2 separate regions of the Mus musculus genome follow, and region 1 is linked to region 2. A link is a loop called in an ENCODE intact Hi-C map of the cell type or tissue named here. Cell type or tissue: left cerebral cortex. All regions are shown on one strand.

Region 1 (5,000 bases), 230 kb after region 2:
TGAGGAGACTCACGGGAAAGAGAGGTGTCAAGCTGGAGATGCAGGGGACTAGAGAGCACACAACTGGGGGGAGAGGGCAGCATGCCATAGGGCCGCAGTCACTTGATGGCAGCCCAGCATCGCTCTTGGTAGGAGGCGACAGCTAGGGTTTCATGAAGGGAGTCCTACAGAGCTGGGGGAGCCCCTATGGGCAGGTGTTTGGAGGAGGAGTGGGGAGAGAAACATCTGGAAAAACAAAGTGATGAAAGTGGGGGTAATTCTTACTCCCTCTGCAAGCAGAAACGGGGTGAGAAACACGTCCCGGGAGTTCTCAAAGTGAAGAAATTATCCCAACATCTGCTGAAACATTCAGACAGACTTCATTTCCGGCTGTTGTCAGGGGTGTAGGACTGCTGCGATGGGGCTCTGCTGCAGAGGAGAGCTCAGCTTGGAACCCAGCAGAAGTGGGGATTTGTAAGCAAGAAGCAGGGCTAGGAGCAGAAAGTCACCAAGGAACATCGAGAGTAAGAGGGAGCCTGGCTAAACTGCTGCACCAGGACTCCTCCCTCAGCAGGCTAACTACACATTGGCTGGGCTAGGAGGCTCACTGTCAGAGGATCAGGTCAAGCAGTGGTCAAGGTTTGGGAATTGGAGTGCGTTATAGCCAAACCAGCTTAGCAATGTCTACAACCAAAACTTCAACAGTTTTATTTAGTTGAAGGAGCTAATTGCCTCCTATGAATTTTTCCTCCCCTACTTCCCCTGCTGGCCCTTTCTCCCCTCTTCCTGTCTTCTCTCCTCTCCTGCCTGTCCTAGGGGTCTAGATATGTAGTCAAAGCTGACCTTGAACTCACTATGTGGTTCAGGTTGTCTTTGAACTCAAGATCTTTCTTCCTCAGCACCCGTGAGTGCTGGGATCACAGGTCCTCACCATTCATAAATTTTCCTTTAACAGCAAGATTCATGCGAACACGGCACATTGCAAACATAAAGATGAACCAGTAACTGTCAAGGGAGACTGGCAACTCCTGTGGAAAATGTGGTTACATGCAATTGCACATATATGTGGTGTTTGCTTGGACTTGCAAACATATCCGTCTGCAGGGGGTTCCATGCCTATGTGTGAGACTTTTATTCTGTAGCCCAAATTGTCCTGATAAGTCGCTACCTATCCCTCCAGACCTGGAACATCAGTGATCCCCTACCTCCACCTCCTAGCCGGGGAGGATTAGAGGCATGAGCCACCATGCACAATTTTAAATGTAACTTTAGACGTTCAGGATATCAATGGGAAAAGTCAGGAATTTCACATGGGGTTGTAACCTTGTGTGGATCACAGGTGCCCTGGGTTCCTCTTAAAAGAAGGGGATGGGACAGTACAGAGTGTTTCCTGGCTTCTCTTTGCTGTGGAGTGACTTTTGAAGCCTGGCTGCAAGGACAGTCTCTTTCTGAGGTAACTAGAAGGAATTTTAAACAGCGAGGTACGATGGCTCAGTGAGTAGAGGAACCTTCTGCCAGGGCTAGCAGCCAGAGCTCAGCCTCTTCACATACATGGTGGTTGGAGAGAACCACGTCTTGTCCTCTGACCTCTACATGTGTGCTGTGACTTGCTCTGCCACCCCCACTCCCCCAAAATAACTGCGGGGTTTTGTTGTTTGTTTCTTAAAGCAGATATAGGCAAGGTGGCCTAGCAACAAGCCGGAACACGAGTTTCATTTGTGGAACCTGTGTAAAGGTGAACGAGAGACCTGATTGCACAGAGCTGTCCTCTGGTCTCCACACCTGTACGATGGCCTTTGCATGGCCTCCCCACACTCTGCTAATAAATAAAATAAATTTAACAAGAGAAAGAGACAAAATCACCAACTAACAATAAAACACAGTATTGGTCAGTGTTTGGGGGCAGTGTAGATGTATCTGAGCAGGAAGGGTGGGTGGTATGTTACAGGTGGGAGCAAGAACGGAGGGGGCTCATTTGAAAGAAAGGGAGGAAAATTGTTGTATTTTAATAAATCAAACCAGCTAATGTAATGGCTAGCCGATTTTTGTTGTCGCCCACGTGGTGTGGTTTCACACCCTCGGATGGTAAGATTATCCATTTATTTTATTCGCAGGTTGTACTCAGACTATCTCTACTTCGCAAGTTCCAATAAATCTGCAGATGACTTCCACGAGAAAGTGACGGAGGCTCTGCAGCTGTTTGAAAATTGCATGCTGGATTATTCACTGCGCGCCTGCGTCTACAACAACACCCTGAACAATGCCATGCCCGTGCGTATTCACCAGGGCAGCCCATACAGAGCAGGCCCACTCTGGTGCTATTGTGTGCAGCGGGGCATTGTGAACAGGGTTTTAGTGCAGAGACGGGAGGGAGGTGGGGGGATGGGGACGGAGTGTTTGAATGTGCAAATGACACCCAGCCAGCTGCCTCTGAGCAGTGGCTAATGTGGAAGAAAAATGCTCCCGGCTGAGAGAGGCACAGCAGCAGCTGGGGCCTCTGAGCCTGCTGTCTGTGTCCCTCCTTCCTTGCCTGTCACCCAGAAACTTTGCATCCTGAATCCCCCTGCCTCTCCTAGAGACCCAGGGTGCGCTTAGGAGGGCTGCCATTTAGTAAGGCTCTGCAATTAGAGCTGGCAGACAGGAGGACACCCAGTCCTTAGGTTGTTTCAGAGAATCTTCATAGCATTGGCTTTCAGAATTACCCACCAGTGACGGAATGCTCCAGCAGGCTCTCCACTGCAGAATGTTCTCGCTACCCCTTGTTATCCTTCTCTAACCTTCCAGTCTTATGTAAAATCTCTTGCTGGAGGTGAATCCTCTTAAGTTACCTGAGGTCACATCTCCCACACAAGGCTCCCAGGCCTAAGTGTTTCCCTAGCAGGGCTCTTACATCAGGTAGCCTCCTGCCCGATGTATGCTGTGTCCCACATCCGGCATTCACAGATGTAGATGACTAGCACGCCCCACCTCAGGGCAGTGAGGCTCAGGGGAAAGATGTCAGGCTCTCTGCTTGGCTACTCTGTCCATCTTTTCTTAAGCCAGGGCCAGCAAGCAGGAGTCTGGGCTGTCTTCTTGTATGCATTGTAGTTTGCATTGGCAAGGAAGACTCAACATAGATAACCACATTTTCAGTCAGGCAAGCTTTGGAGGCAGACTGCGGTGTGGGTTCATTCTGGCTTTCCCTGGCTTTGCTCGTGTGTCTTAGCCTCTCTGAAATTCAATTGCTTTATTCTAGGCTGGTATAGGGACGGGAGACTGGGAGTCATTTACATGTGCCATACTGACAAACTATGGTGCTGCGCCCTGGCACACTTAGGTAGAGCCCACCGAGGGGTGAAAGTGCTCAAACCTGATAGGAAAATGATGGACTCTGCCAGCGTTGGCTGCCCAGCAGCCTAAGGCTGTGCCTTGATGCAGGCCCCACTATTGCTGGAGCTTGCTGACACAGGCGGGGCTTCCAAGGCTCTGTCAGGTTGCCTTTTGTAGCCAGCTACCCAGTAATGGGGGGAATCCAAGGCTCAAGTCTAGGCTTTGAAACCCCAGCTTTCTTCAGGGCTCTGGTGTGTCTCCAGAAGTTTCTTCTTTAGGGTTTCCAAGCAGCAGGCTCTGGAGGGTGGGGGAAGGCAGGTGGGAGAAGGCAGGTCGTCAGTTATGAGAATTCAGATGTGCTCGAAGGCAGCCTGCCTCAGGGTTGCTTCCACTCTGGTCCTTTTGGAATTTCTTGGGTTTGATGATGCTGTGGAACTCTGCAACGATGCCTGCAGCGTAGGTGGGATAACAGGGGCGGAGGGAGGGAAGCAGGAACAGGCCAGATGAAGAGTGAGGGGTGATGCCCTCGGCTAAGTTAACATGTTTCCTTAGAAGAGGCAGCAACAGTCACTGAAGCAGCTACCACCCAGTTCTCTCTTCTCAGAGATCTCCTGAGAATTCAGAGAGGGAGGGGCAGATGTAGGCTCATACCAGCCTAAGTTGGCTGGATGTCTTGGGTAGAGAGAGGCAGGGCTTTGGAGTCCTGACACAGGCATAGTTGGATTTCATGGCTGGGAACCAGGGCCTCTCCTGCCCTGCAAAGGATCAGCATCCGATATAAACAGCTGTGGATGTGGTGGTATTTTCATCCCACCCCGAGGTACGCCCTAGGAAATGCAGAGCCAAGCTACATGCATCCTGGCTGCCTCTAAATAGGCTTCCTAGAGACCGGATATCCTCAGCTACATCCTCCCACAGAGAAGAGGGGGATATCCTCAGCTACATCCTCCCACAGAGAAGAGGGGCATGCCTGGTGTGTTTCCTCTCTTTGCTGTCTTCAGGCCAACTGAACATGGAAACACCGTTGTGACTGGACAGGAAGTTCATGGGTTGCCGTGTGAGTCTCTCTACCTCTGGGTGTGATAGATACATTCTTATTTAATCTTTGTCAAGTCCATTGGTGAAAGATAGGAAGTATCTCACTTCAGTTTGTTGCTCACTGGGTACTCTCCTAAACTTTAGCTCCTCACTGACCTCTGAAGTTGTTCCCATTTTACAGATGGGGACACTGAGGCTCACTGAAGGTGTACTCTATTTGCAGCTAACAACAATTTGGATAGCCTTTGAAATCTGTCTTCCTTTTCTTGCTCTTAAAAATGGTTCTGAGACAGCAGGAGGCATCCACTTCAAATTTCATTTATGACAGGCTTTAGCATGACAACAACCATAGCTTAGCACTGCTTGTTTAAGGAGCGCTCCAGGGCCGTGCCATGGCAGTGACGGGTGACTCTGCGGGGCATAGGGGGTGGGGGAGGAGGGGCGGGCAGTTAAGGATGGTGAGCACATTGTTTTGGGAGATGGTTTCTCCCCTCTGGAATGGGGAAAAAGTTCCCTTCTAGCTGCTGATGCATCCTATCTACAGCGTGGGGCATGTGGTTAGTCTCCTGAGTCCTGGCACGGCAGGTGTGCCGTTGCGGCTAGTCATGCATAGCCTATATTAAGTAAGGCCTTCATATGACTCCTCCCTTCCCTACAGTCTTTCCTGCCCCATT
Region 2 (5,000 bases):
CTCCCGACGCCATGTTTTCTTCACCACGATGGACTATACTATCAATTCCGAGTGGGAAATGAACCTTTCTGATCTTAAGCGGTGTCTGTCAGGAATTTTTGACACAGAGTGAGAAATGTAACTAATATACTTATTCTGAGGGGCACAGATACCCAGACGGCCCCTGGGCCTAAAGGGCCTGTGTCATCACCTGCCATGTCTTAAGGTTTGCTGTAAACTGGATCTGGCATTCAACTCCACGGCCAGCATTTCATTCTCACTGAATAGTGGCTTTGGGAACAGCCATCATTGCTAACGTCATCTGAGCTGGGGCTCACAGGCTTGGTTTGCTCTGCTTACACAGCTGAGAAGGGGTGAGTGAGGTCTAGACTCCTGCTCTGTCTGGCTCCAGCACCCTCAGTGTGGAGGGTGTGGCTCTCCTCTCTGTGTGGTTACTTCCCCTGGGCTTCAGCTGTAGGAATGGGGGTGAGGAATGAGGCAGGAGGAATCATGCAACCAGGCCACCAGATCACTGCAATCACAATAGCAGGGAGGCAAGGGCTACCGTTCTGTTTGCTATGGTTCCATCTGCTGTTCTTTCTGAGGCCAGAGCAGAAGCCACATTCTTACAGGGCTCCTTAGGGAAACTGAGTCTGGGTATTAGAGTGGCAGTAAGCAGGACCCGAATTCCCAGTATATATGTAGCTAGGGACCTCTGGGTCACTGTACATGGAAATGCCTCCAAAATGCCTAACAACTTGGGCGAGTTGATTAACGAGTTATGTGATTAAATTGTACTGCCACTCTCCTTCCAGCAGACGTGATGTGTGAGCTTTTTTTCTCTTCATCTAGAAACCCGTTGCATACCTAGAGACTGGAGAGATAGCCAGGAGGGATTGCACAGGTCGTTCATGGACCCATTGACTCATGCACTGGCTATCTTTGCTTGGGTCTGGGTCTCCATCCTGCCTTCAAGGAACTCAGTCTCCTGAGAGAAGGGAGTATTTGTGTCATGCGAAATTAGAGGTGTATGGATTAGCTAATGAATTCATTCAGCGAGTACTTACTGAGCATCTATTATGTGCGTGGAATCAATCTTTAAATTATTCATCTTCCGCATTCACTTAACAGTTTTAGAAGCTAAGAGTCTCTTGTGACATTCTCAGTAAAACCACAGGGTTGTGACCTGGCTCACACTGGGATAAAGGTCATTTACAGGGTGAAGGTTAGATGGAAGCTCTGAGTTATGTCCAAATGTCATACTTTTGAGTGGGAGCTAGGATTCATTCCAGCTTTCTCCACCCCAGCAGCATGCTGGAACACCCTGGGGAGGTTTTATAAGGAACCCAGGCTATGAGCTGGGCCTTACTCCTATAGGTTCTGATTTGATAGACTTGAGCTGGGGAAAGGTAGTGCCTTGGAAGTTTCTCAGGCGGTTGGTATGTGTGACACTGCAGGGGCCACTGGTCTATAGCACTGCCTCTTAGCCTCAGCTACATAGAACCCTCTGCGGGAGATTTGAGAGTTTTGATGTCTAAGGCAGTCCCTATGCTGTGAGTCAGACTGTTACATTTTGGCACCTTGTCACCAGTATATGTGAAATATTTCCAACTGAGCCTGGAGAGATGGATCAGCAATTAAGAGAACATATTGCTTATCAGAAGATCTGGATCTGGTTCCCAGCACCCATATGTTGACTTACAACCATCTGTAACTACAGTTCCAGGGGACCCAGTGTCATCTCCTGGCCTCTGTGGGCACTGCATGCATGCAGTGCATGTACATACATTCAGACAACCATACACATGTATAAAAATAAACCCTCCTTTACAACCAAAATTTTAGAGCAAAAATCCTGCTTCCTGCGGTCCCAATAGCTGACTCTTCTACCTATGGCAATATGCCAATTACAGAGATCACAACAGCCAGAAACAGGGAGGAAGGAGGCTTACTCAGTGTGGCCACATGGGGACAAATATTAAAGGGGTCAACTGATCCCTGACATGAACTGTGGGCTCTTTGTTGGCAGATAGCTGCGAGGAGAGCCGGTCTCTCTGGGTCTGAATGGGATGGTGAGTGGTGTCCCAAGAGGAACCACACCGGGCTGGGAATCTTGTCGAAGCAGGGACTCGATTTAATGTGGCAGCAATTTGCTTATATAGGCAGGGCAAGGAGGTGGGGATAGGGGTATGGGGTGAGATGACGTATGGGGAGGTGTGAGATGATGAAGGATATGGGGTGACTTCACAGGGCCTATGAAAATTTTAGACATTAGTGGTGGCTAGGCAGAGGCAATTTCATCTATGCCATGTTGAGTCATTTTCAAGTGGAGGTGAATGACTGTTCTCGAAAATCAAACTAGGCTCAGGTTTGTCTTCAAGGCCCAAACAGAGGCCAAGTAGGGCCCAACAATGAACCTTGGATATTTGTAGAGCCAGGCAGGCAAGAGGTCCAAAGAATTAAGCATTTCTGGCCGGTGGGATCTGCTTGGTTCTGGTGTCTCAAGGTGGCCTGGAGAAGTCTGTCACTGCTTGGGGCTGAGGTTGGGGCTCTCCACTTGTCATGAGATAATGCCTTCTGCTCCACAGCCCAGCCTTGCCTGCTTTGACAATTGCCCCTGTTTGGGAGGAGTCTGTCTTGCAGGTTCCCCATTGCTTGGTGTTGTTTCAGTTGCCTGCTACAGATGTGCTTTGCAACGAGTCCTTTTGCTCCTGGAATCCAAGGTGACTGGAAAGGACAGGTGAAGGAGGCAAGCAACCGAGCCAAAGAGAGCCAGGATGGGGTTAGCTAGGACAGTGACCAAGATTCCATCACACCACCAAGATTAAGACCCACACCTGTGTTGTGCTCATACGTGGATAGGAGGCTGGCACCACAGAGGCTGTGACATGGCAGCTGGGTTTTGAAGGGTGAACATGAGTTTTCTAGGGTTCCTTTGAAAGAAGAAGGAGTACTTCAGGCTAGGAAACTAGCCTACACAGGGCATGAGCAGGAGGGCATGGAGGATTTTGTATGTAATGTGGCTGGGGCGGAGGCAGAGGGCGCTATAGGAACAGTAACCAATGCTGCCCCTCCCGTGGTTAAAGCTTATGTCCTGCTTTGGTAAGTGGCTGTGGGTTCCAGAGCTTCTTAATTTGCTGATGCTCTGAACCTCCCTATTGGTGATGGATGGCATGGAAGGACAGGGCTGGAGGAAGACAGATCGACATGAGTTTGTTTTTCCAGCCTTTGGGCTAGGACCAAGTCTTCTGGGAGACAAGTAGCTGACCCGAGGAAGCAGTCAGGAGGGCAAAGGCTGCATGGCACCTCTGAGGCACCTCTGAGCTGATGGGTGGCTCAGAAATATGTCCACACAGTCTTTGACACTTCCTAATAAGATGCAGTGTTGATGTCTGCTCCCCTCGGATTTGGGCCAGCTCCTTCAGGACAAACTGCTGCAGAAGCAATAATTGTCAGAGGCTACGCCCTGGGTCAATCAGGACACTCCACTTTGACACTCAAAGAAAGAGAGTTGTGCCCATGTGGCTGCAGGCTGGACAGAGCCAGGCTGCAGGAAGGCCTTATACTCATACCCAGGGGATTCACTAAGGCCCTCACTGACAGCAACAGATTAGATGACTCTAGATGCCAGTTTTGGGGTCCCACCAACTGGGGCCCCTACACTGTGGGGTAGCAATGAGCTGTCCAGCTCTGCCTTGTCTAGATTTCTGGCCTGCAAGATATGATCCATAACTCAGAGAACAGCTGCTCTGGACCTTTTGGTGGAAGTTGAATGTCTATAGGGAAAGTTCCTGGGACAAGTGGTCCAAGGGACTTGATGGCCTCTTAGACACAAGAATGAGGAAGAAAGGGCATGAGAGATGTCCCTATGTGACCAGCTTCTCATTGGATGCTATCTGGAGAGAAGGGATGGAGGGGAACCAGACAGGGACTCAGTCAGATAGGTTCCCTGCTGACTGCTCCCCAGAGAGCCCTGAGCTGCCTTTGACAGTTTATAGCAGTTCCTGCTGAGTGGGGTTCTTGCCTGGTTCTTCTTAGCCTTACTGGGTCCTGGATCTCAGGCCTCTGCCTGGCCACAAACTCCCAGACCTTCTGACATTAGCAGAGGGCATGAAGGCCCTGTTCCCTATTATGTTTTGGTGCTCCTAAGTGATTAGATTCCCTCCCCACAGTAGCCTCCTCCTGTCAGGGTTTAGTTCCTCTGGCTATGAGACCCCAGGGCTGTAGATCTGGCATTAGAGAATTGGGGGTACAGGCTACAAGAGTGATTTGGAACTGCCTGCTGTGCTGTGACCCAGGATCATCTTGTAGGGTGGGGCTTAGGGAGGGTGTATCTGGGCAGGGAGGGACCCTTGAGGAGCCAAGGGTAGCTTGGTTCTGCCATTGTTCCGCCATGTTTCCTTGGGGTTGAGGTCCACAGCTGATGGGCCTCTGATGGCTGGTGTTTAAACGCTAGTTTCAAAGCTTTTCCTGTTGGAAAGTGGTTCAGGGCAGGTAGGAGTGAGGCTCTGGCATGCCCCTGTGTCTGTCAGGAGCAAGGTGTGTCAGGAGCAAGGTGGGTTCTTCAAAGCCCTTTGATACAGGGCCATTTGGAGCCAGTCATGATCCCAAGCCAAGGTACCACCAGCGTTGCTAATGTTATCAAGCGTGTTAGACTAAGAACTTCTTAGATCCTGGGGTAAGCTTGGTGAATGAGGTAGAGTGGGTTCAGGGACGTAGGAGGTGTCTAAATATGTCAACTCTGACCCTGGCTTTATAGGCAGTGCAGTGACAACATCCAGTCACCTGTGTCAAAGCTCCACTTGGCCTATCGGGTATGGGAGTTTTTATGTGTGGAAGGGAGGTGCCTATATCTAAGTGATGTGTGTGTATATATGTCTGTGTCCCTGAGTCTGTGGGTGTCAATATATTTGTGTAAGATGTGACTTGTGTCAGTACATTCAGGGTGTCTGGACGCCAATGAGTCTTCGGTGTCTACGTATATTACAGTCCATGTGTTTCTGAAAGCATTTCTTGCTGTA

Evidence for each region. Peaks named below come from ENCODE experiments on the same cell type or tissue, not always from the same donor. Only the 100,000 strongest peaks of a DNase experiment are listed, where the experiment ranks them.
Region 1: a loop joins it to region 2, with 2.6 times the contacts of the local background. A loop is called at or near these places in 2 of 42 quality-filtered maps.

The regions. Positions count from the first base shown.
Region 1 is chr7:132,245,114-132,250,113 of GRCm38, reverse strand. Chst15 (carbohydrate sulfotransferase 15) reads left to right here. Exons shown (of 8, transcript NM_029935.6): 6 at 2,094-2,250. Among named protein-coding and RNA genes, the nearest start is that of Gm10584, 68 kb to the left of the region's middle. In left cerebral cortex, no CTCF peak of the experiment used is centred here; DNase peaks (open chromatin) are centred at 256, 2,333 and 3,055; H3K27ac peaks cover 635 bases.
Region 2 is chr7:132,473,295-132,478,294 of GRCm38, reverse strand. No RefSeq gene overlaps it. Among named protein-coding and RNA genes, the nearest start is that of Gm35147, 10 kb to the right of the region's middle. In left cerebral cortex, a CTCF peak has its summit at 3,016; a DNase peak (open chromatin) is centred at 3,018.